Linked DNA regions of Homo sapiens: regions 2, 3 and 4 are each linked to region 1. A link is a contact called in ENCODE Hi-C or POLR2A ChIA-PET data. All regions are on one chromosome and are shown on one strand. The core of a region is the stretch at or near the end of the contact, and the rest is flanking DNA. Distances in the headings are between cores, read along the strand shown. Region 1 holds the start of ATP11B (ATPase phospholipid transporting 11B (putative)). Region 2 holds the start of TBCCD1 (TBCC domain containing 1). Region 3 holds the start of ZMAT3 (zinc finger matrin-type 3). Region 4 holds the start of GNB4 (G protein subunit beta 4).

Region 1 (3,064 bases), core at 310-2,809:
TTCTTATTTATAATTTTTTTTTTTTTTTGAGAATGATGCCCGCTGCAAAACGAAGTAACAGAAGGCTGGCTCTGAAACACCACACTTCTTGGTCTTAACGTTAAAATGCTTTTCTAGAGCAGAAGGGAAAAAGAGTTATCAGTGCTTTCGTCCCACAAAAATAGTTCCTGTTTCACTAAATTTTACCACTGCCTTTAGAATTAGTAAATGAAAACGCCAACTTGTAGAAGCATTAAGTTAATGCGATTTAGAAATTAAATAGTAACCGGCCTCATCACACAGATAAGGTTAGGCTTCTTCAGCCAGGGGCAATTTCTGTCCTAATTGTCACAGCTGCCTTAATGCTGTACTTTCTGCGCTGTAGCTGCCAGGAGGCAGATAAGATTTTTCTCTCTGAATTAATTCTGGGAAAGGTGGCACTTTTTATAGGCCTTAAATGACCCTTTTCTAAGATTTTTTGTTGGTGGTGTCCAGATGTTCCAATAATACTGGAGAGTTAACTATTCCTTCCAAACCTGTGTCGTTCAAACTGCCTTGAGGAGAACGGGAAAAAAGTAAGGTTCACACTCGAAAAGTTTCACTCGGGGTGGGGTGAGGACGAGGTAGGAAGGAAACGACAGTACGTATCGTTCGTAACTATCGTACAATACGTATCGTTTCCGAAGCTAGACCGGCAGCTGGCACAGTCTTTCCCCTTTCCAGGTCCTGGGGAGAAACGTCTCTCGCTGAGGGGGCTAGACACCTACGACAGCCTCCTCCTCGGGAATCAACACAGCTCTGGATCGTGACACGCTTCCAGAAGTCCGTGACGAGTGGGGGCAGAAGACAGGTTCTTCGCTTCCCCTTCACCCAAACACGTCCCAAATTGTTCGAGGCAGGAAGAGCACGCCTCTCTCATCTCCCCAAGACCTACTCTCGCTCAGCTCCCTCGCCCTGTTTCCTCTGGGGGCACCGCCACCCCGCTCGGGACTCCCGCCTCTGGCCACAGCAGCCCCGGAGCGGCAAGGGGGAAGAAGTAACGGAGAAGCGCCGGCTAGAAGCGGCCGCCTCCGGCCGCTCGGCGCCAGCCTCGGCGGCCCGGGCTTGGAGGCGAGACGAGCCCGGGAGCCGCACGGGGCTTCTCCGGCTCTGGGCCCCGCGCCCGTCTCCGCTGCGGCCTAGCCGGGCGCCCACGCCCTGGCCTCCCGGCTCCGCGCCGCCGGCCTTTCCCCGCCACCCCGGGCCGAGAGGCCCCGCGGGGGCGGACGAATGGAGGTGGAGGGGCGGGGGCACCTACCAGCTGCTGCCGGATCCAGCGCCACATTCCCCCGTCGTCGCCGTCCGGGTCCCGCGGGGCGCGGGGGCCGCGGGGCTGCAGGTGGAGGCCGACAAGACAGAGGCGGGAGCGGGCGAGCCCCTCGGGCCGAAGTTCCGCTTACCGCCGCCGCCGCCACTGCCTCACTCCCCGCGCCGCGTCCCCATCCCGCGGCGTCGGCCCCGAGTCCTACAGGCGCGGCCCCGGCGCCGCCCCCGCCCGGCGCAGCTGAGCCTGCCGCCGCGCCGCAGCCACCTTCATTATTGACCGTTGTCACCCAAAGCACCCCCGCAACCCCACCCCCGCCCCGCCCCGCCCGGCCCCCCGGCTCCACCCGGGACCGCCCCCGGCGCCCCGGCCCGCCCCCGGACGTGACGAAAGGGGGTGCGCGGACCGAGGGGGGCCTGGCGCGCCCCGCCGCCGTTCCGAGTTGGGGGGTTTCTGTGTTGTGGGTCCGGGAAGAAGCGAGCGTGGAAAGGTGCCGGGTTCTCGAACGCTGTTTCTGTCCACTGCCACCCTCCTCCCCGTTCTGGGAGTGGGATTAAGTCGTGTCTGTGGGTCTGGCCATCTCCGGAGTCTGCAGCTTGGGGCCGATTCCTCGGTCTCTACCTCCTGTTGCAGGTCTTTTTCGGGCTCTGTGGCTTCTTTGGTTCACGCGTCTCCCGACACGCATACGCACAGTCCTGAACGTATGTGACTGAAAGTTAATCCCCCCAGAAGTCCCAGTTTGGGTTCCATCAAGCTGTAAGAGCTTTCGTCTCAACACAAGTCAGGCCTCTTCTTTAGCAAATGGCTGAGACGGGGCTAGGGAAATCTTGATCACACCCATTAAGTGATTCGAAAGCGTTGCAAGTCCCCTGAGCCTGGTACAGCCTGGACCCGTGTTTCTAGGCGAATGGATGAGATATTCTGTCTTGCCGTGTGCTAAATTGGACAGGTTCAGGGGAAGATAATTTGTATAAAAAGGTAGTTCTTTACTGCTAACTGCCAAACTTCTGCAATCAAAAACACCCGTAGCAGTAACTTGACCTAGGTTAAAAAAGTGTGTGGATGACAAGCTCAGAAGGAATATACAAGCAACTGGAACAAGGCTTTGACTTAAAGGTTTGGCGTTGTTTAAAAGCAGCCCCGTATACATATTGTGTTATGTATATGTATTGAATGCTGTATTTTTGCTGAATTAAAGCACACTTCACCGACAGACGTTTGTGGTTAAAAAAAAAAAAATTAAGCGGCCGGGCGCGGTGGCTCACGCCTGTAATCCCATGTAATCCCAGCACTTTGGGAGGCCGAGGCGGGTGGATCACGAGGTCAGGAGATCGAGACCTTCCTGGCTAACATGGCGAAACCCCATCTCTACTAAAAAATACAAAACATTAGCCGAGCGTGGTGGCGGTCGCCTGTAGTCCCAGCTACTCGGGAGGCTGAGGCAGGAGAATGACGTGAACCCGGGAGGCAGAGCTTGCAGTGAGCCGAGATGGCGCCACTGCACTCCAGCCTGGGCGGCAGAAGGAGACTCCGTCTCAAAAAAAAAAAAAAAAAAAAAAAATTAAGCAAGAACAAATCTAAATGAGATTAGCATGACTAGGCAGGTCGTTGAATATGCATCCTCAATCTTCTAGTTTCAGTAGACATTTCTTACTATATAATGCTTATCCAGCACCACAAATAGAATCTTTCTTTGGGGATATTTATGATCTGTAAAACCAACATGGAATTTTATATTATAAATCATCCAACTTCAAAAAATAGCTAGATATTTGAAAAGTC
Region 2 (3,064 bases), core at 269-2,768, 3.8 Mb before region 1:
ATCTTGGCTCACTGCAACCTCCGCCTCCTGGGTTCAAGCGATTCTCCTGCCTCAGCCTCCCGAGTAGCTGGGACTACAGGCGCACACCACCATGTCCGTCTAATTTTTTTGTATTTTTAGTAGAGACTGGGTTTAACCATGTTGGCCAGGCTGGTCTCGAACTCCTGACCTCAAGTGATCCACCCGCCTCAGCCTCCCAAACTGCTGGGATTATAGGCATGAGCCACCACGCCCGGCCTCCTATTTTTTTCATCCCTGGTCCCTAGACTTACACACTGAAATGCCAGTTTCATGAGAGCATGAATCTATATTGTTCTGTTCACAGCTGTATAAAAGAGCACCTTAGAACAGTGCCTGGCATGGAGTAGGTGCTGAAGTACTTTTGAGTCAAAGTTACTGGGATGGTGATCATTGTATGGCTGGCTTCTTACTCTTCAGGCCTCAGCTCAAATTTGGCACCACAAAGTGGCCTTCCCTGACCCCCCGCCCCAATTTTCATAGCATTTTTCACTATTTGAAATTATCTTATTTTATTCCTTAATATGTATTGTCTATTCTCCCTGTTATACACTCCAAGAAAGCAAGGACCTTGTCTGTTTTGTTCACTTCTGTCATTCTAGTGCGTACCACTGTGCCAGACACACAGTGGTACTCAACAAGTAACAGCAGGGTCACTGAGCTAATAAGTGGTGCAGCCTGGATCCTAACCCAGGTATGTGTAAATTTGAAGCCCCTGCTTTCAGGAAGATACCCAGTAGGGACAATGGCCACACAAAAGAGGAACTAAATTGCATTTTACGGTCTAATTTACCTTTGTATCTATCACACCTAGAGAGGCCATAAAGGAACTAAAAAAAGCAGGAAATGTCCAGAAATTCTGAAATGGAAGTTTAAAGGAAGGAGTGATGGCTTCTGCCCGGTAATCTGAAAAAGCTTCATGAAGGTGGAAACACGGCAGGAAAGCTAACAGAGTTAAGGAGCTGACACCGAGGGGCGGCAGGGAGTGCCAGTCTTGCTTCAGACGCCCTGGGCTTGAATCTTGGCTCCATCTCTTGTGTGACCTTAGGGTTGTGTTATTTTCACCTTTCTAGGCCCTAGTTTCTTCATCAGTAAAACGAATGTACTTAAAGGGCTCTTGACAAGACTTAGGAAATACACATAAAGTTGCTTTACACAGTGCTGAGACCATAGTAAGTGCTCTATAAATGCAAACTGCCATTAGTATTAGTAGCATTTCTGATGAAAGCGTGCTGATCTTACCAGCAGCTATTAGCTGACCACAGTTATGCGGAGCAACAGAAAGCTTCCTACCCCCCCGGGTTGAAAGGCGCGACACCAGAAAGCGGTGGGTCTGGCTCCAGGTGCCACTGTTGCGGACTCTCGACCCCAGCCTAGATTTTCTCAGACGCTTGAGCCGCAATCTGCCGCTCTAGCAACGGGGTCCGCCAGGTCTCGGTGGTGCGGGGCCTCGCGCTTGCGCAGTGGGCACGGCAGCGGCGCGCGGAGGAGGGTGAGGGGCGGGCCCAGCGAGCGGACGCCGGGCGCGGCGGCGCGCGGAGAAGTGCGGCGGAGCGGCGCCTGCATTAGCAGGTAACCGCGCACTGGGTGCGCCGGGGAGGGCGGTGTGGGTTAGTCAGGCTTCAGGCTTGGGTCGAGGAGGCTGCCTTCGCGCTTACCGCGTCTCGGGTCAGCTACCGACCCTGTCAGCGTGAGCGTCTGTGTTCCTGAAGTCCGGTCGCGACGCTGGGGCGGCCCACGCAGAGTCCCACCCCGGATCGCGTCCAAGGTGGCGGCGAAGCCCCAGGACAGCCGCCTTGGACCCACGCCGATCTCCCGACCTGAAAAACCTTAACCTCAGGGCACCGCCAGGGTCAGAGCCCCAGTTTATGTTTGTTTACGGATTGAGCCCTCTCGATTCTCGGAGTTAGAATGGAGGGCTCATCTCTGGGATCTGGCTGTTGACAGGGGCTCAGTACCTCACAGAGCAGCCTCTTTACATTTTGGAGAGAACCGAGGTCTTCCTCGCCTAACTTTTATCGTCTGGTTTTACTCAAAACGACTCCAGTCTCTCCACATTGGAAGACAGCTGCCTTTTGCCCTTCCACGCCCTTCTTTTGAGTTTACTCTCCCTGGTTCTTTCACCTGGCTTCCTGTCTAAGACTCTTTATTCTGGAAATTCTCTTCTGGATCCACTCCCGTTTTTAAGAGATTCTCCCAAAACTGGATTCCTAGAGTACATTTATAGTAATGCAGTTCTCAAGTCAGACCTGAATCCTAATCTAGAGCTGTGCCAGCTAAGTAGGTGTCCTTAGGGAAATCCCTTAACTTCGCTAAGCCTCATTTTTTTTTCATCGAAAATGTGTACAGTCTTAAGTACTGTATCTCCAGGTGGTTGTGAGGATGAAAGGAGGTGAAGTATGCAAAATCATGAGCATGATACCTGGTACATAGTAAGCACTCGATTGATGTCAGTTATTTTTCCGAACAGATGATTCTCGAGAGAGGCACAGTTGGCAGGCCGGGTGCGGTGGGTCACGCCTGTAATCCCAGCACTTTGGAAGGCCAAGGCAGGCGGATCACCTGAGGTCAGGGAGTTCAAGACCAGCCTGGCCAACATGGTGAAACCCTGTCTGTACTAAAAAAATACAAAAATTAGCCTGGCGTGGTGGCGGGAGCCTGTAATCCCAGCTACTTGAGAGGCTGAGGCAGGAGAATCGTTTGAACCTGGGAGGTGGAGGTTGCAATGAGCCGAGATCGAGCTATTGCACTCCAGCCTGGGCAACAGAGCGAGACTCCGTCTCAAAAAAAAAAAAAAGAGAGAAGCACAGTTTTCTTAGAATCAAATGCAAAATATAATAATAGCAATAAAATTTTCATCAGTCATATAATTGATTTTTTAAATTAGTTTTTATATTTTTAAAAAAATGATGTTGCTAATGTTGAGGAGTGCACAGTGAAGTAGGTACCAGAGTCAAAGGATGGTACAATTTGATAAAATCATTTGGAAGCAACAAGGATATATTTCACAAGCTTTAGAAATGTCAATTACTTAATTTCACAAAAG
Region 3 (3,064 bases), core at 163-2,662, 3.7 Mb after region 1:
GGAAAAACAATTCAGGTGATGGATTACTCTCCCCAAATGGCTGGTGTACACTGTGTGTATATGTTTGTACTTCATATTCATTGTACTTATGAAGTCTTTTATGGTTTGTTGTTGTTGGTATTGGATTGGTGCATTTTTCAGCCAAAGAAACAGCCTTGATTTCCTGCAGTTGTTTCCCTACTAATAGGGCACATCTTACTATACTTAGATCTCCTTGGCATTTTAATTCGTGTTTTAAAAAATAACCACACAATAATGCAAATGTACTTAATGCCACTGAACTGTACTTTTTTTTTTTTTTTTTTTGAGACGGAGTCTCGCTCTGTCACCCAGGCTGGAGTGCAGCGGCGCGATCTCGGCTCACTGCAAGCTCCGCCTCCCGGGTTCACGCCATTCTCCTGCCTCAGCCTCCCGAGTAGCTGGGACTACAGGCGCCCACCACCACGCCTGGCTAATATTTTTGTATTTTTAGTAGAGATTGGGTTTCACCGTGTTAGCCAGGATGGTCTCGATCTCCTGACCCCGTGATCCACCCGCCTCGGCCTCCCAAAGTGTTGGGATTACAGGCGTGAGCCACCGCGCCCGGCCTGTACTCTTAAAGTAGTATATTTGTTATCGTTTGCCACACACAAAAATAATACCCCAGCAGATCTTCATACGAGTTAATTTACGCTATAAGTTTAGAGCCGGAATTTCCTCAGCTCATCACTCAGTGTTAACATTGAAGATGTCCAGGTTGGTTATGAAGGATGTGACATCCTAGCGTTGGCCACTCTTTTCCTGGTCCTTCCTGTCTTGCAGGTGAGCCTCTGGGGGTCAGGAGAAAGTCTCCTCTATCTCCTGCTCACTTTCGTGTAGGGGAGGGAAGGTGTGTGTGTGGGTGGGTGGGGGCGTTTTGTGTGAGGGAGGCCGATACTGGGCAGGCAGCCACGCTCTTCTTCCTCCATCCTGGGGCGGAAGTGGGGAGAGCAGCAGTTTAAAGGTTCTGTTGCAGCAGTTTAAAGGATCCACTCAGCCGCCTTAACCGCCAACCAGCAGGCTAAGGGAGGAACAGAATGAACAATGTTTGGATCCCAATGACTGGAGATGAAAGTTGCAAAAGCTCTGCCCAGGCTTCTACCAAGGATTAACTTTCCAGGGCATCTGCTGAACTGCTCTTCGGGGCTGTCTGCTGAGATTGGCGGCGGGACCCTCCCGCCTCTCACTCGTGCCTTTGTTCCCCACGCCGGCCTAACCCCGCGCCCCTGCGCTCGCGGCCAGGGCACCTGACCCACGCGCCGCCCGCCGGGGATGCGGGAGCCGCCACTGCTACCGCTGCCACCGCTGCCGGGCCTGCTCCGCCAAGCACATGCGCAGTGGCGACGCCGAGCCGGCGCCCTCAGTCTCCTCCTCCACCGCCTCCCGGTTCCGCAGTCACTTCCTGCAGCTGTTTCCCTGTGGGTCGGGTTGGACTGACTTTTGACAGTCAGCCTTCGGCTGCGGAGGGGGCTCGGCGGCGGCCGGCGGAGAAAGTTGCTCCGAGAAGAGGCTGGGTCGAGCTGGGCCGAGCCGGGCGCGCAGGGCGGGCGTCGCGGGCGTCCCGGGCGGACGCGGCGCGGAGACTGCCGGCGCGTCCCGGGGGTTCCGGTAAGTGCGGGCGATTGGGAGCCGCGGAGCTTTCAGGACGAGCCCCTGGAGCGCCGGGGACTAGCGGTTCCTTTCCGATGCTCTTTCCATCTGCCCTCCACGTGACAGGGCTTGCGCTGCTTCTATTTATCAGTTTGCTTGTTTCAGGCATTTCACGTGGACCAGGTGGATCATCTGTGCGTGCAGCTGCCTTGGCCCTCTCAGTTGCCCCCGCCCCGTGGGAGTCGGGGGATTCCATCCTTCGTGATGGCATCCATACCGGGTTGAGGTGCGTGTGTGGGTTCGTGTGTATGCATGCACATCTTAGGAATGTAAGGTGGATGTGGGCGACGCTGAACTGTCTGTAGCTTTGATTCAAATCTGTAAACAGTTCTCTAGGATTAGGAACCGTCACAGCGGAGACTGAAAAACATTCGCCAATTCACCAAGGCCTCTTCCCCAGTTTTCTGCGTTCTTTTGAGCCTTCTTTATAGGATACACCTTGCCTCAAGTGATTATTATTATTATTTTTTTTAACTTTTCTCCCTCTCATTCCTTCTTGCTGCGTTCTGATGACCTCTGAGTAATGCTCGCTGCCTTTCCCTCATTTCCAGAATTCCCAATTACAGACTTACCTAGTTTGCTGAGGTGCTCCTAACCTGTTCCTTTATTCTATTCTCTTTCCTCTGTAGATTTCTCCAAATGAGACAAGAGATTGTCTTTAACACAGTATGTGAAGAGTAGGCCCCAGTCCAATCATTAAAACTAAGTATGCTATGACAATTAATTTTCTTTAAACAGGGTACCTTGTGAAGCTTTGATTTTCTTTAATGTCGTCTTAGCTCCTTTCCAAACCAGGACATTAACCAGCATAAATCCTTCATTTATGCCATCGCAAGCATCAAAGTGACTGGTTTTTAAGATTTGAAGAATATTTATGCCAGTCTTCAAATTAGTCCCTTTTAAACCAATGCAACAGTTGAACAGATCTGAGTTGCATGTTTTGGGTCTCTGTATTCCATCATTCATGCATTCACTGAAGACTTGGTTTTATTCATTTTAAGATTTATATTTTATACTAATTTTTGTTTGCAAATGTACTAATATTTGATGCAATTGTCATACATAGATTTTTTTGAGGAGTCGACATTGTGTTGATTGTTAAATATAACAAGAAATAAATTTGGGATATCAAGCTACTCTTTAAAAATTGTAAAGATCAAATGTGATAATGGGTAAATCTGTGTTTGGCAAGAATTTTTTCTTTAAATCAGGTAACTGTCACCTCTGGTAGGAGGCCTTTTGTGCCTCTGTTCTTTGAGAAGGATCTTTATTTTGAGGGAAACCTGTAGATAACACTGGGGGAGACACATGCTAGAATTTCCTCAAGTGAAAGTGAGCTTTCATAAAACAAGTCCAGACATGCCTAGGCAATTGGTAGCATTTGATTTTCTGTTTA
Region 4 (3,064 bases), core at 375-2,874, 3.3 Mb after region 1:
GCAGGGCTCTACCAATACCTTCGTGACTCCGATAAATTAATCTTACCAGGGCATCAGTTTGCTTATCTGTAAAATGGGGATAAAATTCACACTTCAAGGTAATTATGAGGATTAAGTACAGTATAAGAAAGCAGAGAGCATGGTCCGTAATAGGCACTCTTTAACAATTTCCCTTTGCTTCCTCCGAAAAACGACAATCATAAAACTCAGGATTTAATCATTAAAACATAAATAGTTACAGATGCAAAACACTCATGTCCCAACGAGCTCTTCTGACACTTTGATATGCAGAATATTTGGCATTTCTTTCTTCTTAATGGAAAAATGCTCCTAATATTAGTAAAAATGAAAATTTTGGGGGAAAAATTATCCACAGTTTCTTTATCTGTGGATAAAGAAAATAGAAACAGCTGCTTCTATTTTTGTCACGGCCTGGCTTTTATACAAAACGGTCACATTTTCCCCACAGTCACAAACAGGGTGTGTTTATCATGGCATCACCTCTTTCAAGGGACTAATAGATTTATTCCAGGTGATAGTGGGAAGCAGCTACAGAAGGAGGATTGGAAGGCTGAGGGGTTGTTAAAGTTATCTGATGATATTGTTCGAACATTTCTCCGGCACAGAAACTCCACAAAGAACTCCTCTGCAGTTTTCGCTACCCAGGGCTGTTTCTTTAAATTGTTTGACGTCAGAGAAGGAATGCTATAGCAACAGTCTGTCAAACTGGAATTAACTCAGAAGAAAAATGGGGGTGGGGAGAGGAAAAATGCTCCCAGGCGGTACTGACTTCAGAGGAAGCAAATTGGATAGATGCATTTATTTTATGACATTTTAAACATAAAACACCCAGATAAATGTGAAAAAAAAAAAAACTCGATTGAGATGCATGTGGTGTTTAACTCATGCAGAGAAGAGCGACTTGGCAGGGATATCTGGAAGGCCTTCCAGTTTTATCAATGACAATAGGAACAATAACTTCCAAGTATTGGCCATTTATTTGGAGGCAGGCTTCGTGCAAACATCACTTCATTTAATATGCTTAGCACCTTTATGAGGCAGGTATCAGTATCTTTATTTTGGCGATGACGAAACTTAGGCCCGAGACGGTACACGGTCCTACAACTAGTGATGGAAGAGCGGGGACTGCAACGCAAGGTTGTGCAACTCTGGGCTTCAGTTTACTTTCTGACATTTAGAATTCCAGAATGGGAAACCTAAATGGGGCCTTTGGGGTCTTCTAGCTCTGCCCTTCGATCCTGCTAACAAGCAAACTGGCGCCTGTCAGCGCCGGAAAGGAAACTGGCCACGCCACTTAGACGGGCGCTACTTAGCAGCGTGCCCCGGCGCCACACCAACAAGAAAACGAAACTGCCCGGGAATGAATGTTTTTCTTCTCCTTCTGGCAGGAAACGAGAGAGAAAATAGGAAGCAGAAGCTGCGCGCGGCGCCCGCTCCCTTCGCCCCCCGCCCGGGCTGCGCGCGCTCCGAGGGTCTGCGCGTCCCCGGCACGTCCCCGCCGGGCCCGCGCGCCTCGTGCCTCGCGCCTCGCGCCTCCAGCCACGTCCCCGCCCCGGCTCCGGCGCGCCGCGGAGTTGGCTGCTGGGAGGTGCGGGACTGGGTGTGGCCGGCGGCTCTGGTCTCGGCTGTGAGCTGCGCTCTCCACGCCGGCTCCGCGCTCCAGGGGCTGCTGAGCGCCCAGCGGACACCGGCAGCGCGCGGTCGACGCGGGCCTGAGCTCCCTCCAGGTAGGCGGCGAGCTCGCGAGCGGCGGCTCGTCGGTGCGCCCCGCGAAGCGATCCCGGGCTTCTCGCAGGGACGTGGGGCGCCGCGAGCCACCCCTGCGGAACGGGGCCCGGGTGACGGCGCGGGGCGGGGCGGGTCTCCCCGGGCTCGGGCGGCCGACGCTGCCCGGGAGGGACGAGGAGGGCGCGCCTGTGTCGCGCCCAGCTGCCACGCGGGAACTGGCCCCACGACCGCCGGCGCAGGCACTTCCCGGGCGGTCCAGACCGCTCGCCCCGGGGAGCGAGGAACGGTCGGCGGTCCAAGTCCTGCAGACCCCCCTGGTTTCTCGTCACTCCCCGAGGCCTCCTTCCAGGAACTCAGAGCACGAGCCCGTGCGTGCCCCCAAAATAACGGGTATTCGGGACTGCCCAGCAGGGCTGTTGGGTGGAGAGTGCTTGGAAGACTCATAAAAGTTCTACGCTGAGTCCAAAATTAGTCCAATGGTTTTGTTTCAGATTTATTTTGGAAATGATATAATGTCCAGAGTTTGGGGATGGGAGGGGATTGATGAATTTTGAATACTTGTGAGTTCAGTACAATAAAAAGTGTTTTGCTTTTCTCTCCACCTTTTTCTGCTTCAGAACACAGATGATTGCCATATACTTTGATATGTATTGCTATTCGCTAAGGGAACGTTGAATTTTCAAAAGTTTGAAACCAGGCTTTCATTTGTTTATACAAGCAATACTTTGTTATTTTTCGTCTCCTTGTGTTCCCTTTTCTCCCACTCCTTCCCTTTCTCTTTCCATAAAGGATAAGGATGCATCTTTCTCCCTCTCAGCCACCGACAAAGTAGCTTGGCGTGTGGCTTAGCGGGAAGTTTTCTTAAAACGTTCAAAATTTAATTGTTGATTAGAACTTTTATTATGAGTCCGTCTCAGTGTTGCAAACAGAGTTTATGACCATTAAGTACATCTTCTAGGACAGAGACAGAACACACGCTACTTAATTTAAGATGGGAGGGAAGTTATTTCTAGTCGGAGAGGAGGACGGCTGATTAGGTGCATTCAAAATTGTGTGCTTCGAGTCTCTGCCATTGTTCATTTTAATACTCTTCAGTTTGGGGCTTTTGGTTTACTACTGATCCTAGGCTCTGAAAATTTACTGTATATTTCAGTATGTGGCTTAAAGACATTTTAAGATTTTCCATGTTGCATTTTGGTTTGTAGATGAATTTGAAACTGAAATAGAAACTTTTAAAATATCATCTTATTGAACGTTGTCAACCCTCTGTATATACATTTATAAAACTGATTGATACAGCTTGTGATATTTTAGG

The links. A loop is a pair of places that touch in the nucleus more often than their neighbours do. ChIA-PET counts read pairs that join two places held with the same protein, here RNA polymerase II (POLR2A). Pooled maps may share reads with other maps.
Region 2: a loop to region 1 is called in a pooled map, with 13 times the contacts of the local background. The contact joins the promoter of TBCCD1 here to the promoter of ATP11B in region 1. A Hi-C loop is called at or near these places in 2 of 168 maps with a recorded cell type or tissue (both naive thymus-derived CD4-positive, alpha-beta T cell), 1 of 37 single-sample maps with no recorded cell type and 12 of 50 pooled maps. POLR2A ChIA-PET finds 5 or more read pairs at or near these places in 1 of 52 experiments (CD8-positive, alpha-beta T cell).
Region 3: a loop to region 1 is called in a pooled map, with 5 times the contacts of the local background. The contact joins the promoter of ZMAT3 here to the promoter of ATP11B in region 1. A Hi-C loop is called at or near these places in 5 of 50 pooled maps.
Region 4: a loop to region 1 is called in a pooled map, with 2.8 times the contacts of the local background. The contact joins the promoter of GNB4 here to the promoter of ATP11B in region 1. A Hi-C loop is called at or near these places in 4 of 50 pooled maps.

The regions. Positions count from the first base shown.
Region 1 is chr3:182,791,999-182,795,062 of GRCh38, reverse strand. It overlaps ATP11B (ATPase phospholipid transporting 11B (putative)), which reads right to left and starts at 1,559. Exons shown (of 30, transcript NM_014616.3): 1 at 1,277-1,559. The coding sequence starts at 1,303. ATP11B-DT (ATP11B divergent transcript) reads left to right here and starts at 1,699. Exons shown (of 3, transcript NR_187316.1): 1 at 1,699-1,983. RefSeq lists a silencer at 975-1,724.
Region 2 is chr3:186,565,793-186,568,856 of GRCh38, reverse strand. TBCCD1 (TBCC domain containing 1) reads left to right here and starts at 1,518. Exons shown (of 8, transcript NM_018138.5): 1 at 1,518-1,590. RefSeq lists a silencer at 1,325-1,614.
Region 3 is chr3:179,070,157-179,073,220 of GRCh38, reverse strand. ZMAT3 (zinc finger matrin-type 3) reads left to right here and starts at 1,412. Exons shown (of 6, transcript NM_022470.4): 1 at 1,412-1,626. RefSeq lists silencers at 986-1,395, 1,536-1,685.
Region 4 is chr3:179,450,030-179,453,093 of GRCh38, reverse strand. It overlaps GNB4 (G protein subunit beta 4), which reads left to right and starts at 1,624. Exons shown (of 10, transcript NM_021629.4): 1 at 1,624-1,748. It also overlaps the pseudogene RPL29P34. RefSeq lists silencers at 1,454-1,603, 1,644-2,053.